2 separate regions of the Mus musculus genome follow, and region 2 is linked to region 1. The links are chromatin loops, found by intact Hi-C in ENCODE. Cell type or tissue: left cerebral cortex. All regions are shown on one strand. Links, peaks and the distances in the headings refer to the core of each region. The heading gives the core; the rest is flanking DNA. Region 1 overlaps Gm30388 (a long non-coding RNA gene). Region 2 holds the start of 4930452N14Rik (RIKEN cDNA 4930452N14 gene).

Region 1 (9,155 bases), core at 873-8,872:
CTGACATCTTATTCCTGTGCATCCCCTAGGAGAAGGTAGCTGATGTCCTTGCCTTATTCCTACTACTCTAGACACAGCTCTGAATCACTCTGATTTTAGAAAAGCCCTTCTTCTGACTCTGCCTCCTGTATCCTTGGGTCACACCTTCTCACTGAGAGACTATCCAGTCATTTGGGGAGATTTGAGGGCTCCCAAAGTAGTAATGCCATAAATGTGTGCCCTTTGTTGTATGTTACCTTTGGTGTGTGTGGCAATTAACGATGGGGTGGGAGGTTGGTCCTGCAGATAAGATGTCAAGCATTGAAGGGCTTCATATGTCAGTTCCTCCAGTAGCTCCTGCAGAACAGTGCCCTGCTGAAAGCCTTCTCTTCCCTACCCAGTCACACTTGCCCCTGCACAATAAGGTGGCCAGCATGCTCACCCTGGAACCTAACAGGTAAACCTTTTCTTTACTCCCAACCAATATTAATGACAACGCAATTTGGGGTGGACATCACCTCTACCTTCAGTGTAAGTACAGGGACTGCCCCCACCACCACCTCAGGCTCCCACTTTCTGCCTTCCTTCTTTCTTTCTTTGGGTTGTTTGTTTTTAGATTTTTTTGAAACAGGAACTTTTTGTGTAGCCTTGGCTGTCATGGAACTCACTATGTAGACCATGCCTCCAAATCAGAAATCCACCTGCCTCTGCCTCTGAAGTGCTGGGATTCAAGGATGTGTGCCACCACCACCTGGCAAGACCAGCCTTCTTTAAATTCCTCAAGACCCACATTGCACTGCAGTGGCCCTCCTAAGAAAGCCCCTAGACTGTGAGTATGAGAGAATTAGCTACAAGCAATGGATTGTTATTGAGGGAAAACAACAACAACAACAACAAAAACAAAAAACAAAAAACAAAAAACAAACAAAACGAGGCCAAATATTCACAGTCTCTTGAATTAGCTTAACATGTCATTGGTCCAAGGAATAACACACCTTTCCTGGTCACAGAGATGCCAGGCCTCTTTTATGTACATCCCATCTTGGCTGAGGTGCTTACCCCCATATTTGAATACTTGGTCTCCAGTTAGTAACCCTGTTTGGTTTTGAGAGGTCTAGGAGGTGTGGCTTTGCTGAAGAGAGTGTGTCACTGGGTCAGGCTTTGAGATTTCAAAAGGATGTGCTATTTCCAGTGCATTGATTTTCTATGTAAGCTCTCAGCTGCTGCTCCAGTCACCATTTCTACCCCCACTCTGCCCTCATAGACTCTAACTCTCTGGAAATGTAAGCCCAAAACAAACTCTTTCTTCTATAAACGGCCTTGGTCAAGGTGCTTTATCACAGAAGCAGAATGATAACTAAAGCATCAGTCTTGGGACCATGCAGAAGACAAAAAATACCACAAAGAAACCTTTGTAAGCCCACTATACTTTCAGCTCTCCTTTTGCTTTTGCTGATCTTTCCAGACTCAGGGAGGAGAGATTTGGGGAGGATAGAAGATGCTGCACACCTTTAATTGGTAGACAAATTGAAAAAGAAGATTCTGATCCTATGTCCACCGGAATCTCTTCATTTGTGAATTCCTGAAGTCCTGGCGTATAATGAAAATGACAGAGAGAAATCAAATGTCAGAATTCTAAATGAGATTTTAGAAATTATCTGATGCAGCCCTCTGTTTTTCAGATGTTGGAATACACGTGTTCATATGTTTGCTCCATCATACATTCATTCATTCACCTAATATTTGTTCACCTTCATTATTATGTCAGTGTTTGCCAAACTACCAGACTGAACCTACATAGGACAGGGAATGTGGCAGTTATGGGTCTGGCCCTTCCTTTGTTTGCTTCTTTGTTTCGTGTGTGTGTGTGTGTGTGTGTGTGTGTGTGTGTGTGTGTGTGTGTGTGTGTGTGTGTGTAAACTTGACATAAACTAGAGTTGCAAGGAGGGAATTACAGTTGAGAAAATGAATCCATAAGATTAGGGAAAGGAAGCCTGTGGGGCATTTTCTTAATAGGTGACTTATACGGGAGACTCCAATACAGTGAAGGTGGTGCTACCCCTGAGCTTATGGTCTGTGTGTATAAGAAAGCAGGCTGATGCACTGCTACTCAAGCATCCAGGGCCAGGCTGCTGCCAGGAGCTATGTCTCTTTCTGCAGTCCTATGGCAGCCTATAGCAAACTCTATGATGTCCCAGACCTGTTACCACCAAAGGCAATGCGGATGCCCCTGGTCTGGTCTGCCACCTAAGGCTCGGTGTTGAGCTGGCCTCACCCCTACCTAGGCAACATAGTAGAGTTGCCGCCTGTGGGAGCTGGGAGAGCAGGCTCTGCCCTTGGCCCTTGCTTCCTTTGGGAAGTGGGAGAGCAGGCCCCACACCTCACCTGGGCTGCACAGTAGAGCTGACCCTGGTGGCATGGGTGCTGGTGAGACATGACATTAGGAGAAGTGGCCCCTGCTCCTTGCCAGTTGTTGTAGCAGATGAGCTAGCTGGGGCAGTGCTGGAGAGCTTGCCCTAGTGGTGTGAGCCCAGGATAACTGATGGGCTGACCAACTCAGGTACCTCCCATGCCCAGATCCAAGGCTTTGAGTTGGCCCACCCCAGCATCTACTCCATCAAGTGTAAGGCCAAGACCTGCAGATCCAGTGCTGCAGGATCTCCAAGACACAGGGCAGTAACAGTATATCAGAGAGAACTCCCTGTGAGGATCTAGTATTCATAGAGTAACAGAAACCAGAGGCCTCAAAACAAACCAATGACTCCTTGGGCAGAGGGTAGATACAAAGGGATGGGGACAAGAGTGGGGTTGGAATGCATGAAGTGAAATTCACAAGAAATCAATAAAAAGCTGAAAAGAAAGAAAGAAAGGGAAGGAGGGAGGGAGGGAGGGAGGAAACAGCAAGGTAGGGAGGCAAGGTGAAGGAGGTCAAGAGGTCAGGAGTCCTCAGGAATTTCCAGGTCAAGCCTGTCTATAGCGCAGGTGTTCCGTGTGACTACGGGGATGAGGAACTGGAGATAGCCACTGGAGGGTCCCAGATGCCAGGGAAGCAAGAGGCTTCCAGGACCCAATGGGGACGACTTTAGCTGAAATACGCAGTAAAGAGGAGATAGATCCTGTAGAGACCACCTCCAGTGGATAGGCATGACCCCCGGTTGAGGGAATGGGACCACCCATCCATTTCAAAGTTTTTAACCAGGAAATGTTCCTGTCTAAAGGAAAGACAGGGATTTAAAAAAAATGGAGCAGAGACTGAAGGAAGGACCATTGGGAGACCTCCCCATCCAGGGATCCATCCTTGTCTCCAGACACCAAACCCCAGCACTGCTACTATTACCAAGAGGCACTTGCTGACAGGAACCTGAGGTGGCTGTTCCTTGGGAGGTTCTGCCAGCAACTGAGCAGTGCAGATGTGGATGCTTGGAGCCAACCATCAGGCTGAGCCCGGGAATCCTGCTCCCCCCAGAGGAGCTGGAGGAAGGCTTGGAGAAGCAGAGGGGGATTGTAACACCATAGGAAGAACAATGTGGGTTGGCCAGATCATCCAGTGCTCCCAGGGACTAGACCACCAACCAAGGAGTGTACAGGGAGGGATCCATAGCTCCAGAAACATATGTAGCAGTGGATGGCCTTGTCTGACATCAATAGGAGGAGAGACCCTTGGTCCTGTGGAGGTTTGATGCCCCAATGTAGGTGGATGTGGGAGTGGTGGGGTAGGAGAGGGTGGGTAGGTGGGGGAGTACCCTCATAGAGGCAAAGGGCAGGGAGAGAGGGCAGATGGGGGGGGTTGTGGAGGGGTAACCAGGAAATGGGCTATCATTTGAGATGTAAATGAATGGAATGATTAATAAAAAACAGAAAGAAAGAGAGAGGAAGGAAGGAAGGAAGGAAGGAAGGAAGGAAGGAAGGAAGGAAGGAAGGAGGGAGGGAGGGAGGGAGGGAGGGAGGGAGGGAGGGAGGGAGGGAGGGAAGAAGAAAGCCGAAACTGAGCATGTTAGCAAATGTATTTAATCCCAGAAGTCAGCCAGCAGTAGGATCTTTATGAGTTGAAAGCTGACCTGGTCTCACAGTGAACTCCAAGCTGTAAGCCCAGGGCTACATAGAGAGACCCCATCTCCAGAAACAAAATAAAATATAAGCAAACAAAGAGTCAGGCAGAGTATGCCTGACCAAGCCCTAAGGAACAAACCAATCAGCAACATTCCTTCATGGCTTCAGCTCAGATCCTGTCTCTAGGTTCCTGCCTCGTGGTTCCTGCCCTGACTTCCTTCTGTGATGACCTATGATATGGAACTGTACACTGAAATAAATCCTTTTCTCCCAAGTTTTGTTGGTCATGGTGTTTCATCAGAGCAATAGAAACTCTGACATAATAAAAACTATGCTTTATATTCTGGTTGTTTTGATTCATGGTCAAAAAACACTTGAGGCCTTGGAGGTCTCCCCAAACTATCCAGGTCGTGGCCATTGCCTTTGGTTGCCCACTGGAACTAGATAGTGAGACACCACAGACATTGGTTACAGAATACAGAGAAACCATGCTGTAACCAGGCTGGCAGCTTCCTTCCTCCTCAACAGCCTTCACGGTGCTGGAAGCTACTCTTCAGGTAACAGAGAGAAAATTCAGCAGTAGTTTTCCCAGCTGGGGCCCTTGCAGCAAACAGTGGCTAATGTAGAGTCATGGAACAGAAAGCAAGCGACTATGGATTACTTTACCTTAAACAAGACTACACACCACTATTCCATGGCTCAAAGAATATCATGTAAAAGAGGATAGAAAGACTGTAAGAACCCAAAGGTGGGGCCGAGGGCAGTGGGAACTCTCTTATGGACACATCATGGCCAAGGCACACCTGAACTGACAACAGCTGTGCTTGCCTCCATAAGCCTGCACAAAATGAAGCACAAAACATTCATAAGTGGGGAGGGTCTTGTGGGTGCCCCATCCCTCCAGAGACACTCACAGCAGTCTAGGGACACTTAGGGGATGCAATTCTTTGTCTTTCACTGCATATGCACCAGTGAGTTACTCGGGATCCAGTGGAGAGCTTCGAATCCATGCTCATGGTAGTGGTCTTGACTAAACTTAGTGGGTCACAACACAAAAACCAAAGCCAAACAAAAAAGCATCAAAGTGGGGTTGGGCCTTGAAGATAGAGGGAGCCTGGGAATTAATTATTAATTAATTGAAAAACCAGAGAGCTTGAAAATATCAACTCTATCAACCCTGCCATACAGAAGCACAACATGAGCAACTAATTATGATAATTCGGGGTTCACCCGGTCCACATATCACCTAGAATCTACATCTCAACAAGTTCTGGCAAAATTCTGACGCATGAGTCACATCTGCACCGAGGAGAAGCCAGATACCAAGCTGGCACGTGGAGGAGCCCGGTCATGTCTCGCTCTGCCGGAGAACTCAGAGCCGCCTGCGGACACTCTGCCGCGTAGAGGTAATACAATGGACAGTAAGGAGAAACGGATAATTGGCTTTGCCTGGGCTTAGGGGAGTCTTCCCATAAGAGAAGGCTTTTGCACTGGCTTCAAAGAATGAAATCTGTGTGTTTCAGGCAGAAGACAAGGATAATTGTCGCCCTGCTTCCAAATTCCTCAGCATCTTTTCTGGTTCTGGAAGAGCAGCCCCGGATTTTCTCTCCGGACCAGGCTGTCGCCTCCTGACTCCCGATACTCGGGCTCCCCCTGTGGTACACAAGAACACCACCACTGGGATTCTGGCTTCTGTCACCGCAGCTGAGAAAGCTCCTGGCTCTTCAGTCTTCCCAGGTCACACCACCTACAGACACTGGCAAGGGTACAAGGGGCCTTTTCTTTCCAAGGCCCCCATCACGCCCATATGCCTCGCCTCACAGCTGTCTAAGTCGGCTGCCTGAACACAGAAGCAATTCACAGAAGAGAAGGAGAGGCCACTGAGGTTTCCATAAAAACACACCCACTTCTTCCTTTCTCAACGGCTCCGTGCCGGCACGGCCTGCTCTGGCTGTGGGTATGAAGCCAGGTTTCTTGAAAGAAATTTCCTTGTCTGATGTTGGACTTCTCTGAACATGTGGGTTCTCCCTGGCCAGAGTGAACTGAGGCCCTATCCAGTCTCACACCACAGCAATGAGCTTGCTCGGTACAGGGCAAAAGAGCAACATGTAACAGCTGTGTGGAGCTGGAGAGAGAACACATGAAGAGGAAAGAAAAAGGAAGGGAGAGAGGAGAGGAGGGGAGGGGAAGGAGGGGAGGGGAAGGGAGGGGAGGCGAGGGGAGGCGAGGGGAGGCGAGGGGAGGCGAGGAGAGGCAAGGAGAGGCAAAGAGAGAAGAGAAGAAGAGAAGAGAAGAGAAGAGGAGAGGAGAGGAGAGGAGAGGAGAGGAGAGGAGAGGAGAGGAGAGGAGAGGAGAGGAGAGGAGAGGAGAGGAGAGGAGAGGAGAGGAGAGGAGAGGAGAGGAGAGGAGAGGAGAGGAGAGGAGAGAGGAGAGGGAGAGGAGGAGGAGAAAATAGTCCCATTGCCATCTATGCCCCATGACTCCCCTCAGCAGTTAATGGAGTGTGTGGGTCTCTCCAAATGTGGCCCCCAAACTAAAGGTAGTGTCTGACCACATGTGGTCTAATGATTTCTAGCAGAATGCACCTGGCCAGTCCTCTCTCTAGTTTGGTTGTTCACTAGACCAAGAGTGTTGGCCTTGATTAATGGTCACACCAAGTAGGCCCCACAGTAATGGTGGCATAGCATATACTGTGCTGTAGTAGGAGAGGCAGACTTCTGTCTCTGGTTAAATATGTCATAAGAAGCAGTCAAAAATTTGGGTACAAGACACCAGTGAGAGACCAGTGATTCTGAAGGACAGGAAGGGATGTGGGAAGCAAAAGATTAGCAGGATAAGCCTCAGACAGCCCAGGCAGGAAGTATTATAGCAAAAAGCTTGCTGGCTAGAGGGCTCAACATAGACTGAGAGACGTGAATGTTCCAGAATGCAAGTTGGGAGAGACAGGGAGCATACAGAGAATTCTATCCTGGAGGCACCTCTCTGAGCTGAGGCAAGCCCTGAAGAGAGCCGACAGGCAGAGGGTGTCTGCTGACCACATTCCGTGCCCAGATCCACTCAGCAAGAAGTACTCTTGGGTGGAAGATCCCGGCAGGCAGCATAGCCTGCCTGTGAACATGACCTCTGTATCCAGGAGTGACACCTAAGCTCTCACCTCAACCCCAAGGAGAGGGCCATTGCCATGGCTAAGAGGCTTGTCCTGTCCCTCTTAGCGCTGCTTCTCTAGCCACGCCCTCATCGCCCTTCCCCCACCCCATTTACTCTGCAAGGCCTCTGCCCTCCACTAACTGAACCAGCCACAGAAATGAGCTCCATATGGCAGCTGCCAGAAGATTCTTTTACAGATCCCTGCCCAGGCTACCAGCCTCCACCAACTGGGTGCCCCTCCCTTCTGAAAACCTTTCCCTTCCTTGACCTCCATTTACAAAACTACACTTCACTTCATTCTCTGCCACTTAGCTCTATATGGCTGTGTTCCCTGGAACTTGTCCTAAGCTCTCCTCTCCTTTCCCTTCTTCCTCTCGCTTCCTCCTCCTCTCCTCCCTCTCTGCTTTTCTCCTTCCTCTGTCTCCCTTCTCTTCCCTCTCTCCTCTCATCTCTCTTTACACTGTTTCTACATTATCTCATCCATACCCACGGCCTTAAATTCTGTCTTCTATTCTAAAGACTACCAAATATACATCTCTGGGTTCTAAATTTGTACATTCCACTGCCTACTGAACTCATTAACATCCTAAACTTAACCGTCCAAAGACTGAATTTCCCAAACCTGTTCGTCTTCCAGACATTGCTATCTCAAATAAATGTCACCACCAACAATCAAGTTGACTTAAATTTAGGTGCCATCCTTCCTCTATGATTTCCCTCACCCTCCTAGCTTATGAATCAGCACATAAGAGTCCTGGCCTTGTTGGGGTTTTCTCTATTGCAGTAATCACAGTGATCTTGTTTTAAGGTCATGGATTCATTCAACAAACATGTATTGAAAACTTGCTATGAAGAGTGTGGGGATACAGTAGGGCATGATAGATTAGATAGATAGATAGATAGATAGATAGATAGATAGATAGATAGATAGATAGATAGATAGAGAAGGAGGAACTAAGGAGATTAAACCACCATCTGTGCTTTCGTGGAGTTCACATTCTTATCAGGATCAGAAGCAGACTGAACAGTCTGATATAGGGTGATAAAACACATGAAGTGCTATGAAGAAGAAATCAGTGAGGGAGGGAGGAAGGAAGGAACAGGAGAACAGGGTGGGAGCCGGCAGAGGATGGAGAGGAGGGTCACTGAGGCAACATTCAGCAAAGAGCTAGAGGAGGGGAAGAAGTGAGCCCCAGTGCTCTGGTGAGAGGGAGGTTATTACAGATAGGACGGGATAATCAAAGCCCCCGGGGTCAGCTCTTGCCACGCCAGTCATTGTTATACCTCAGGGAAGACTGTGGATGTCCCTCCCCAGGTGCCATCTACAGAACCTTCTAGTGCTATGAAAGCTAGCCAGGGATGGAGCTTCCAGGTCAGTAGCAGCTTCCTTTTCCCATGCCCTGTGACAGGTATGTGGTGTGTTCAGCAGCAGGGTCTTATCTTCAAGTTCTTTAGGGTATGTAACCAAGAGCAGTGGAATAGCCTGCTCCCCAAAACCCCACTGACCATCAACTCCAAAAGAGGTCACCTGTGGGAAGCCACATGTGCCGTTGCAGAGTGGCACTGACTACTGCTGGCCACCACGCATAAGTTTGGACAAACAACCAATGTGTACATATGCAGTAAAGTTTTTTGCAAAGACACTGCCTGGCCCGGGCATGATAATGAGGCTTTGGGAATATAACCAATCAGATGTGAGACATGCAAATGCGGTATGATAATGAGGCTCTGTGAGGTACAAAGAGAGAGTAGCCAATCAGATGAGGAACATGCAAATGAAGCTTAGTGCATAACCAATCCGGGTGTGAGACACGCCTCTCCTAGGCCTATATAAGCAGCACCAGTTCTGGGCTCGGGGTCTCTTCGCCTCTGCAATCAAGCTCTCCCAATAAACGTGTGCAGAAGGATCCTGTTGCAGCGTCGTTACTGCTGGCCAGTCCGGTGTGCACAAGAGTCACCTATATCTCACACCAGGATCT
Region 2 (9,155 bases), core at 548-8,547, 65 kb before region 1:
GACTGAGTGTGTCTGAAACAAAAAACTTTATGGTTGTCAAGAGAAAGCACACAAAAGCGATGCTTTAATTGTCTCTGCTGTCTAGTGCTTTAAAAGGTGAACTAGGCCTTGTTAATCATTGCTGACTTTTCTGGTTTAGTCATACTTCAATTTAAATGTCTATTTCACTGCTTCTGTGGGAACGTTTCTGGGCATCATGAGGAAATGTCATAAACTCTAAAGGAACCAAATAAGGGAACTGAGAGGGATCTTACAGTGTCAGAAAGTCTAGAAAGTCACTTTGTGTGTTGAGTGTCTCTTGAGACACCTTGAGTTTTTAGATGGGCTACACGAATATCTTTTTCTCTTTGAGTTACGAGAAAGGTGGGGAAGAGGCACCCAAGCCATCCTGCTTCTTTCGAGAAGCTGAAGAGTAGGTTGGTCAACTGTATAGGGTGATTAGGGCTCATCTAGGACAGACTGAAGCCCTTTCTGGGTGTGGCTTGACTTAGTTCTTAATTGTTGAAGTTCAAGGTCATAATATTAAGGGAATACTTGGTGTCTTGATACTTAAGTTGCTAAAACCTTCAAAAAAGCTTCAGGTTTTAATGACCTAAAATCAACACTACATAGCATGGGTTACCAAGAGTACCTTGGCTTGATGGCAGCCAATTTTGGGATTACCAGCTCTGCTTCCCTCTACCCTTGGTACACTGCAGGAGTATGCCCCTCTATCTGTGGATATATGATGAGTTGTCCCCATCTCAGGAACGCTAGCTCTTCCCCATGCCAGGAATGCCCTTCCCTCATTCTTGCAGACTCTGCCCACTCAGATGATGTTTCGGGTATTTTAATGGAGCCTTCTTTGTAATCCTAGCTCACCAAACTACTCCACTGCATACCTGGATGTCTCCTCTTCTTAAAGTGTGCTGTTATGGATCTCTACCCCAAGGATGTAAGCAAGGACCTGGCATGAACTGATGCCTAGAGGAAGGCCTAAAATATAAGCAATATTTCCGTAATAGTGAGAATTAAATAAAATCTCTATTACAATTTTTACTATGCCAGATAACTAATATGTACATGCATTATTGGTTATTAATTCTGAGATTGGTTATCAGTTTTGTCCAGGATTAATCTGGCTGAGATTTATGGCAATATCCAGCAACACAGTAGGACAGAAAAGAATCCAGTAGGACGGCAGAACAGACAAGAGGTTTGTTTATGGGTAGGTAGGAGTAAGGCGCTCAGGCTGGGGACACTGTCAGAGCAAAGATGCAGAAATCGGAAGAGGCAAGAGGGGCATTTGCCATCAGGATAGCTACTGCTTCTTTCCCTCAAAGCCGAGCCTACCTGTGAGCATTTGCAGAGACAGCTAAGAAGAGCTAGAGACACAGGGAAAGGTCATTGTTCCAGCTTAAAAGTGGCATCCTCTCGATAGCATCACTTACAGACTATGCAAGTGCCTAAACAGATCTTCAGGATCCCAGCCATTATGTACCTACGGATTGCTAAAAGGAAGCTGAGAGAAGCCATGTGAGCAATTACTATTCATAAGTTGGAAACGAACTCTGAAGAAATAGATTTCCAAACTCTCTAGAAGCCCACATCTTTCAGAAACCATTCATGAGGTGAATCTATAGAAAAAAATAGAAAGGGGAAAGGGAGAGAGGGAGAAAGAGAGAGAGAGAGAGAGAGAGAGAGAGAGAGAGAGAGAGAGAGAGAGAGAGAGAGAGAGAGAGAACACAAAGGAATGAAGGTGGATGGCAAAGAGAATGCTTTGAAGAGTTCAATAAGAGTTATGCCAATGCTCTTGGGAATGATTAACACTAGTGACAGTCCTACTCCACATGGAGAAGTGAATAAATATCAAACCGCCCCACAACATGAAAGTGGGAAGCACTTAGCAGACAGCATCTCCAGCAGACAGCCTCAAAAGAAAGGCTTGAGTTCCTTAGCCTTTGAGTAACTCTGAACTTCATGGTTCTTTGTGGAAGGGGCCACACCCTTCCTTTTTGCCTGTTCCTCAGGCCTGTGACAAAGCCTTACGTAAGGCACATGCAGAGAAATAACAGGATCTCTGGGAACCAGCTCTTAAAGGCTTATTTAAAAAAAAAGAAAAAGAAAGAAAGAAAAACTGCATTGCTAAATTTAGGGCAATGACTCAGAAGACACCCCCACTCCAACGCATGCACACCTCCCTAGCTAATGCTCCACACACGTTTAACTGGTTTTCTTGGCATTTAAAAAATTTTTTTTTCCTCAGTTTCAGCACAGGGCTTTGCATCTGCCTGTAAAGGTTCTTGCTGTAGGAATCATTTGCCCTTTAAAAAAAAATGAAATGATGGCTTAAACTAAATGAATAAAATATAAGGCAGGGTATAACAACGCCTCACATGGATCTGAAATTTGGGAACTGCATGGCTCACACGAGGGGAAAATGTATTCTCTGAGGACCTTCAGAGTTTCGGCATAATTCTTAGCAGTCACAGGTTATCAATCTTCAAAATGTCACACCGAAAACAAGCGTTTGACATCAGAGTCATGGTATTGGCTTATTCATTTGATTGTTTCTGTGCTATGCTATGTAGATGCAGGCGGCTGTGTGGATGCAAGCAGCTGTGTGGCAGCCTCAGGAGTGCACAGCAAGGCTGATGGGCTCCAATCCAGAAGGGCCAGTAGGTCAAAGGTCAGTGAGCACGCCACTTCCTCTTGACACTTCCATTTCCTCGTGTATAAATGTGAGAGGTCTGGAATGGATCTGCCCATCCCAGAGTGATGCGCAGAGGTCTATTGAGGTAACAACTCAACTTGGTCTCCTTTGTTCATCCAAAAGGCTCAGTGGCATTTTAAAGACTCAAATGCTAAGGAAAGTGAGATTATGGAATTTCCAGAAAAATGGGTACATCTGTAAACTATTATAAGTGAGGTGATCCAGACTCAGGAAGGCATAGTCTTTAATATGTAAATCCTAGCCTTCAGTGTTTGTATGTATGTAAACAGGGGGTGGGGGGGCTAGGTGTGAGTAGGCATAGGCTATGAACCTAGACCATGGGAGGGGGGACAAGAGGCATTGAGGAAGATGGTAAGACAAAGGGACTAGTGATATGAAAACAGACAGAGGTACTAGGGGTGGGAAGAGTACAGCGGGATAATGGCTAGGAGGAGGAAGAAGGCTACACAACAAACATTGTTTTCTTTGGGAAATGCCACAAGGAAACCTAATATTTTGTATTTTAAATAAGAAAAATAAAAATTTAAAGGTCTATAGTTTTTTTGTAATTAAAAATAATAATAACCACAGAACACTGGCGATCACCTCGTTCTTCAAACTCTATTGCTCATGAAACAGGCTTGCATCTGTATCTCTGTCCTGATAACCTTTTAACCTACATGCCACTGGATCCTAATGCTCTCTGGGCTCAGGTTTGAAAATGAGCCCCTGAACTAGATGTCTATATGAACAACCTTGTGAGCTACTGCCAACTCCAGATTCAACTCAGTTCTGCCACAAGAGAGCTTACATCTTTCAGGTGCCATGAAGAACAAGGACCCTGCCTTCCAACTGTTCCCAGTCATGGTCTACACTGATCTTCCTGATAGAAAAGCAGGTGGTCCAGTGAGCTGACGGCATCTCCATAATGCGAAGGGGGAGCTCCAAAGGTTGGTGCTTGCTTCCGTCTGGCTCACTGCCCCACAAAGAGCTCATCTTCTGTCCCCAGTTGTCGACTTTGAAATACCGTGTATCAAAAATATGTGACTCTATGATGAAATATTGAAAGGAAGCTGTCTGTTGTTTTCGCAACAGATCCCCTGCATACTGAACCGCAGGAGCTCTATTCCGGTTCTGGGGAGGGCTAGAAGGAAGCGGGATATTATGGGGTAAGACAATGGTTGTCACGGATCCTGCAAATAAGCGTCAGGAGCTCCTGCCTGTGATTGGCAAGTCTGAAATCGTTTCGGTGGGGAAACGTATCGCATCAAGAACAGGAAGATTCTTGTTTGGTGCCAGAGCAGCTTGAAATCTGGTCCAGAATATTTTATCAAAAAGAAAAAAAAAAAAAAAAAAAAAAAGCTCTGACTTGGGATTCTCTCTTCTGAGCAAGACAATTGCAATCTGCTTCAAGCTTTAGAGCTAATGGTACCACCCACTGAGTCTCCTTTTGGACCTATGAATAGGGACAATTCTCACAGTTTTAAAGTGGCCCCATCATGTCAAGCTACTAGAGGTATGATCTGGAGGGCAGGAGCAGCAGGGGGGAAGAGCTGGCAGAAACCCGGGATGTTTCCGGAGGTGACAGGTAGCTCACTCATTGCATGCTAAAGACCTCCAAAGCAACAGTCCACTCTAATAAGGAAGACTGTGTTCCCATGCTCTTCTTGATGGGAAGAACAGTAAATGGAAATCCAAAATAATGAAACAGAGATGTGGGATGGGAGGGAGGAGAAGTTGGCCACTGAGCAATGAGACCAAAGGACGATGAAAGGAGGCACAGGTAAAAGAGAGACAATGTCAAAGTGGAAATGGATTCAATTTCAAGTCTAGGGAAATCAAATACCCACTCTCCCAGTCTCCATATGTATAGCAGCAGACAGGAGAGAACATTGTTCCCTAAAAAAGAGAGTGGGATGTTAGTAAGAGAAGTGGGAGAGAGAGAATAGTTATTACATGACTTCATTTTCCTAAAGTAACTAACCATTTGAAAGCTTGCCCTGCAGGCAGCTGGGCCACACCCTCCTGGGAGGGACTTCTGAATTCCCAATGGCTGTTTTCATCTGACTTTTGGAAAGTGTAAGTTAGGTGGGCTGCCTCAACCACTAAACCTATGATAGTCTGGGATCTTTGGGAATAAAAGGGGAGGGGAGCCATGAGGTAGGGCCAGCTTCTTTTGTTGGGGCCCATGAGAAGATATTGGGGTCTCCTAGGGATTTGGGCTTCAGAGTGCCAGGTAAGCCCTGCAGATACTCGGTCTTAACTCCTTTTGGACCTTATCTCTTTCATACTCCTCTCTCTCTCTCTCTCTTTCTCTCTCTCTCTCTCTCTCTCTCTCTCTCTCTGCCCTTTCTTACTTAGTTGGGCAATCAACACCCTCCTCCCATCTTCCTTGTTCTTCCCCTGTGGCCACTTTCTCGTTGTCACAATGGGAGTGTAGCCCAGGTCATAAGCAGTTGTCTTTAGAGAGTACTTTTTGTCTTGCTCTATAGTCAACCATGCAGGCTTCTGACCTTACACACACCAATGTCCTGTTTCCTTCCTTCCTTCCTTCCTTCCTTCCTTCCTTCCTTCCTTCCTTCCTTCCTTCCTCCCTCCCTCCCTCCCTCCCTGCCTGCCTGCCTGCCTGCCTTCCTTCCTTCCTTCCTTCCTTCCTTCCTTCCTTCCTTCCTTCCTTCCTTCCTTCCTTCCTTCCTCTCTGTTCATTTGTATGACTGATTGCTAGAGAAAGACCTAGCCCTAATCCCAGCCCTGAGTGCTCCCACATTCCAGACGCTGGTTCCCTTTGGGTACTGTTTCCATTTCCCTACAGAAAACACTTGGCATTTCCCCACCTTCTTCAGCCCTTTCTTACTCTTGCCCTTCCTTCTAAAACTCTTACCTCAATAGATGGCTTTTTTTTTCTACACACAAAGCAATATAAAACTAAACCAAACAGCTGGGTCTTGTTGCAGGAAAGGCACTTTTAATCACTACAGAACTTTAAAGAACTTTAATCCCCAAAGAAAGGCTGAACCTCGCATAAGAGAATAGGAATACAGATAGCTGCTTGACAAATCACAATTAAAAAAAGAAAGCATTGTCAAGAATAACAAATAAGAATAAGGAGTAAAGAAAGGGAAGAAGTATAAGGAGAGAAAATGGAAGACTCAGAAAACTGGCCAGAGTAGGCAGACATTTCTAGATGAAGGGACCAATGGAAAATCCCAGAGGAAAAAGCTAAATAGTCATTAAGAATAATAGTGAATTACATTCAATGGGATACCTCTGTGAGGCTAAGGTAATGTCCCTTTTCACTCCTTATCAAATGCTTTTATAAAATCCACAACAAAAAACTTTGTTTGGAAGGAAGAACAATTTTCTATCTATCCAGTTCAATTAAATATAGATATCAAAGCTCCCACAAGATCAGAGAGGCCCTCTTAAGTGAGCCAATCCATACCAGTCAAGATTGAGACCTATAGAAATCTGTGAAAATGAAAACCCTGAGCTGGGGTGATGGTTCAGTGGCTACAAGCACTTTCTGCTCTAACCATTGTGTGGCTAGTTCTATGTCACCTTGTCACAAGCTATAGTCATTTTGGAAGAGGGAAACTCAGAAAAATCCCTCATCAAGCTGACCTGTGGGCAAACTTATGGTACATTTTCCTGATTGATGGATGATGGCTGTGGGAGAGCCCAGCTCACTGTGTGCAGTGCCACTCCTGTACTGGGTACTATAAGACAGTGGTTGAGCAAGCCACAAGGAGCAAGCCAGTAAGCAGCAATCCCTGGCCTTTTTTTTCAGTTCCTGCATCCAGGTTCCAGCCTTGAGTTCCTGCCTGACTTTCTGGATTATAAGATGTAAGATGAAGTCAACTATTTTCTTCCCAAGCTGCTTTAGTCATGGTGGGTTTTTATGGCAGTAGAAACACTAAGACGCCAAGCCTGGTTTGTAGGACCCGCATCAGGTGACTCACAATCATGTGTAACTCCAGCTCCATAAGATCTAATACCCTTGCCTTCTACAGGCATCTGCACCCAACTGCACAGACTCATACACAGAATTAAAAAAATAATAAAGTATAAACCTTGGGCATCTAGAAATATGGGGAAATCATCGTGGCTTTTAAAGTGTTAAAGTTAATGGAGGCAATATCTCATTTTGAAGAGAGAGGGAGGGAGGGAGGGAGAGAGAGAGAGAGAAAGAGAGAGAGAGAGAGGTGGAAGGGAAGGAGGGACAGGGGAAAGATAGAGAGAAAGAGAGAGAGAAAACTTCAAATACAAATTTCAACTTTGCCCTCACTCCACATATCTGTCTCATTTCAGTCTCATCTCAAAGAGAAGATAGTCTGGCTTAACAACAAAACCCAAGGCAGACTAAGATGTCTTACGGAGACAGCTTTGTAATCTGAATCTTAACTCTGACCTTACTAGCTGTATGGCCCAGAGCAAGCTTGTGTAACTTCCCTAAGGCATGGTCAACTCTCTTCTCTGAGCAACAGAAAATAAATAAAATTCCACAAAGGTATTTAGGTTTAACTGGCTTAAGGTATGTGATAGCCACTGGCAACTGCACAGTTCCTCCCTAGAAGGGGCCTGGAGTGAGCACTGCACAGGCAGTATGAGTAGGTTTCCTGAAAGTGGTCCTGGGATCGGCCTCCACATCCCAAATGCTCACCAAGCAACACTTTAAGGTTCTCATCAATGTCTGCCTTGATTCAACTGAACCACCTTTACTATGGTCCCAAACCCTGTGTCAGTCACAAGACGGCAGGGCTAACTCCGTTCTCTCACCTTCCTGTGCCCAGATGGCTTTATGTTACTGCAAGCATAACCCCTTTCCCTCCACCTCCAGCAGGACAGTTGCTGAGCAGAAATTCCCACTGCACATACACCTTTTGTTTCATTGTATTTATTTATCTAACCTCCAATTGTTTGCTGCTCTGGCCTACGAACTTATGGTAATTGAAAGTGGCCAAGAACTCCCACCAACCCATACCATCTGTCTTGCTTTGCTTCCTCGGGAGGACCCAGGATGCTGTCCAGCATCTGTGCTGCATTTCCCGCAGTCCACCCTCCCCTGCTACTAGATTATGTCACACCTTTTCCTTTCTCTTCACACATCCAGCACCTCTGCCCCCATTCTCACTCTCAGCAGACGACCTTGCTTTCTTTCTTTCCTGGCAAAATTGGAGCAATCAGAAGAGAACTTCCACAAACTCCCACGACCTCATCTACCCACCTCCAACCATCTGTATCCATATACTCTGCCTTCCTCCGGTTACTAAAGATGAACAGCATGCTCCTCTCTATAGCAGATCCTTTCCCTCCCTTGTGCAATTAAGAATACCTAGCAGGGATAAGTAGAGGAATGTGTGTGTGTGTGTGTGTGTGTGTGTGTGTGTGTGTGTGTGTGTGTGTGTGTGTGTGTGCACATATAACTGTTTGCATATATGTGTGTAAGAGAAAGTATGTATATGTCTTAGTTGGTGTTCTATTACTGTGAAGTGACACCATGACCAAGGTAACTCTTATAAAGGAAAGCATTTAATTGGGACTTGCTTACAGTTTCAGAGGTTTAGCCCACTATCCTTATGGTGGAAAGCATGGCAGTACCCAGGCAGACATGGTAGCTGAGAGTTCTACATCTGGCTGTAGGTAGCAGGAAGAGACACTAGGCCTGGCTTGGACTTTTGAAACCTCAAAGCCTACCACCCAGTGACACCTATTCCAAGAAAGCTACACCTCCTTATCCTTTCAAATAGTGCCACCCCCTAAGCATTCCAACATAAGAGCCCATGGGCCTGTTCTTATTTAAACCACCACACAGAAGGACTGGAAAGATGGCTCAGCAGTTAAGAACATAAGACATTCTTCCAGAGGACCTGAGCTCAATTTCCAGCACCCACATGGTAGCTCATAATCATCTATATTCCAGTCCCAAGGGATCCAATACCTTTTTCTGACTTTCACAGGCACCAGGAACTCATGTGGTATGCAGGCATACATGCAGGTAAAACACCCATACTAAATAATACATACATACATATATTCATACATACATACATATATACATAAGCGGATAAACACACCTCCAGCTATTCTGATGTGACTGCTATGTAAATTTATAATCTGATTTGGGGGGATTTTTATTTTGGGGGATTGTTCATTTGTTTTGGAGACAGGATCTCACTACTGTAGCTCTGGCTGTCCTGGAACTCCCTATATAAACCAAGATGGCCTTAAACACACAGAGATCTGCCTGTCTCTGCCTCCCAAATGTTGGGATTAAAGGGTTAATCCAAATATTTTTAATGTTGGATTGTTTCCTTAGGAGAGATTCTCCAAGAATATGACGCTGTAGAAAAGTTTCATGGAGTGAAGGGGGAGGGGAATAAACAGCCTTCTGAACTTTAATGGACTGAGGTTCAATAAGAAAATGAACAGTGCTCAGGGATGAACTCATATAGTAGAGCCCAGT

The links. A loop is a pair of places that touch in the nucleus more often than their neighbours do. Peaks named below come from ENCODE experiments on the same cell type or tissue, not always from the same donor. Only the 100,000 strongest peaks of a DNase experiment are listed, where the experiment ranks them.
Region 2: a loop joins it to region 1, with 3 times the contacts of the local background. A loop is called at or near these places in 3 of 42 quality-filtered maps.

The regions. Positions count from the first base shown.
Region 1 is chr1:154,186,962-154,196,116 of GRCm38, reverse strand. Gm30388 (a long non-coding RNA gene) reads left to right here. Exons shown (of 2, transcript XR_003948053.1): 2 at 1-4,303. Among named protein-coding and RNA genes, the nearest start is that of Zfp648, 9.6 kb to the left of the region's middle. In left cerebral cortex, for the core only: a CTCF peak has its summit at 5,689; DNase peaks (open chromatin) are centred at 5,397, 5,774 and 7,588; H3K27ac peaks cover 1,267 bases.
Region 2 is chr1:154,251,656-154,260,810 of GRCm38, reverse strand. 4930452N14Rik (RIKEN cDNA 4930452N14 gene) reads left to right here and starts at 3,905. Exons shown (of 4, transcript NR_040629.1): 1 at 3,905-4,208; 2 at 4,699-4,771; 3 at 6,480-6,535. 4930532M18Rik (RIKEN cDNA 4930532M18 gene) reads right to left here and starts at 5,122. Exons shown (of 3, transcript NR_108050.1): 1 at 5,050-5,122. In left cerebral cortex, for the core only: no CTCF peak of the experiment used is centred there; DNase peaks (open chromatin) are centred at 3,990, 4,631, 7,880, 8,255 and 3 more places; H3K27ac peaks cover 4,892 bases.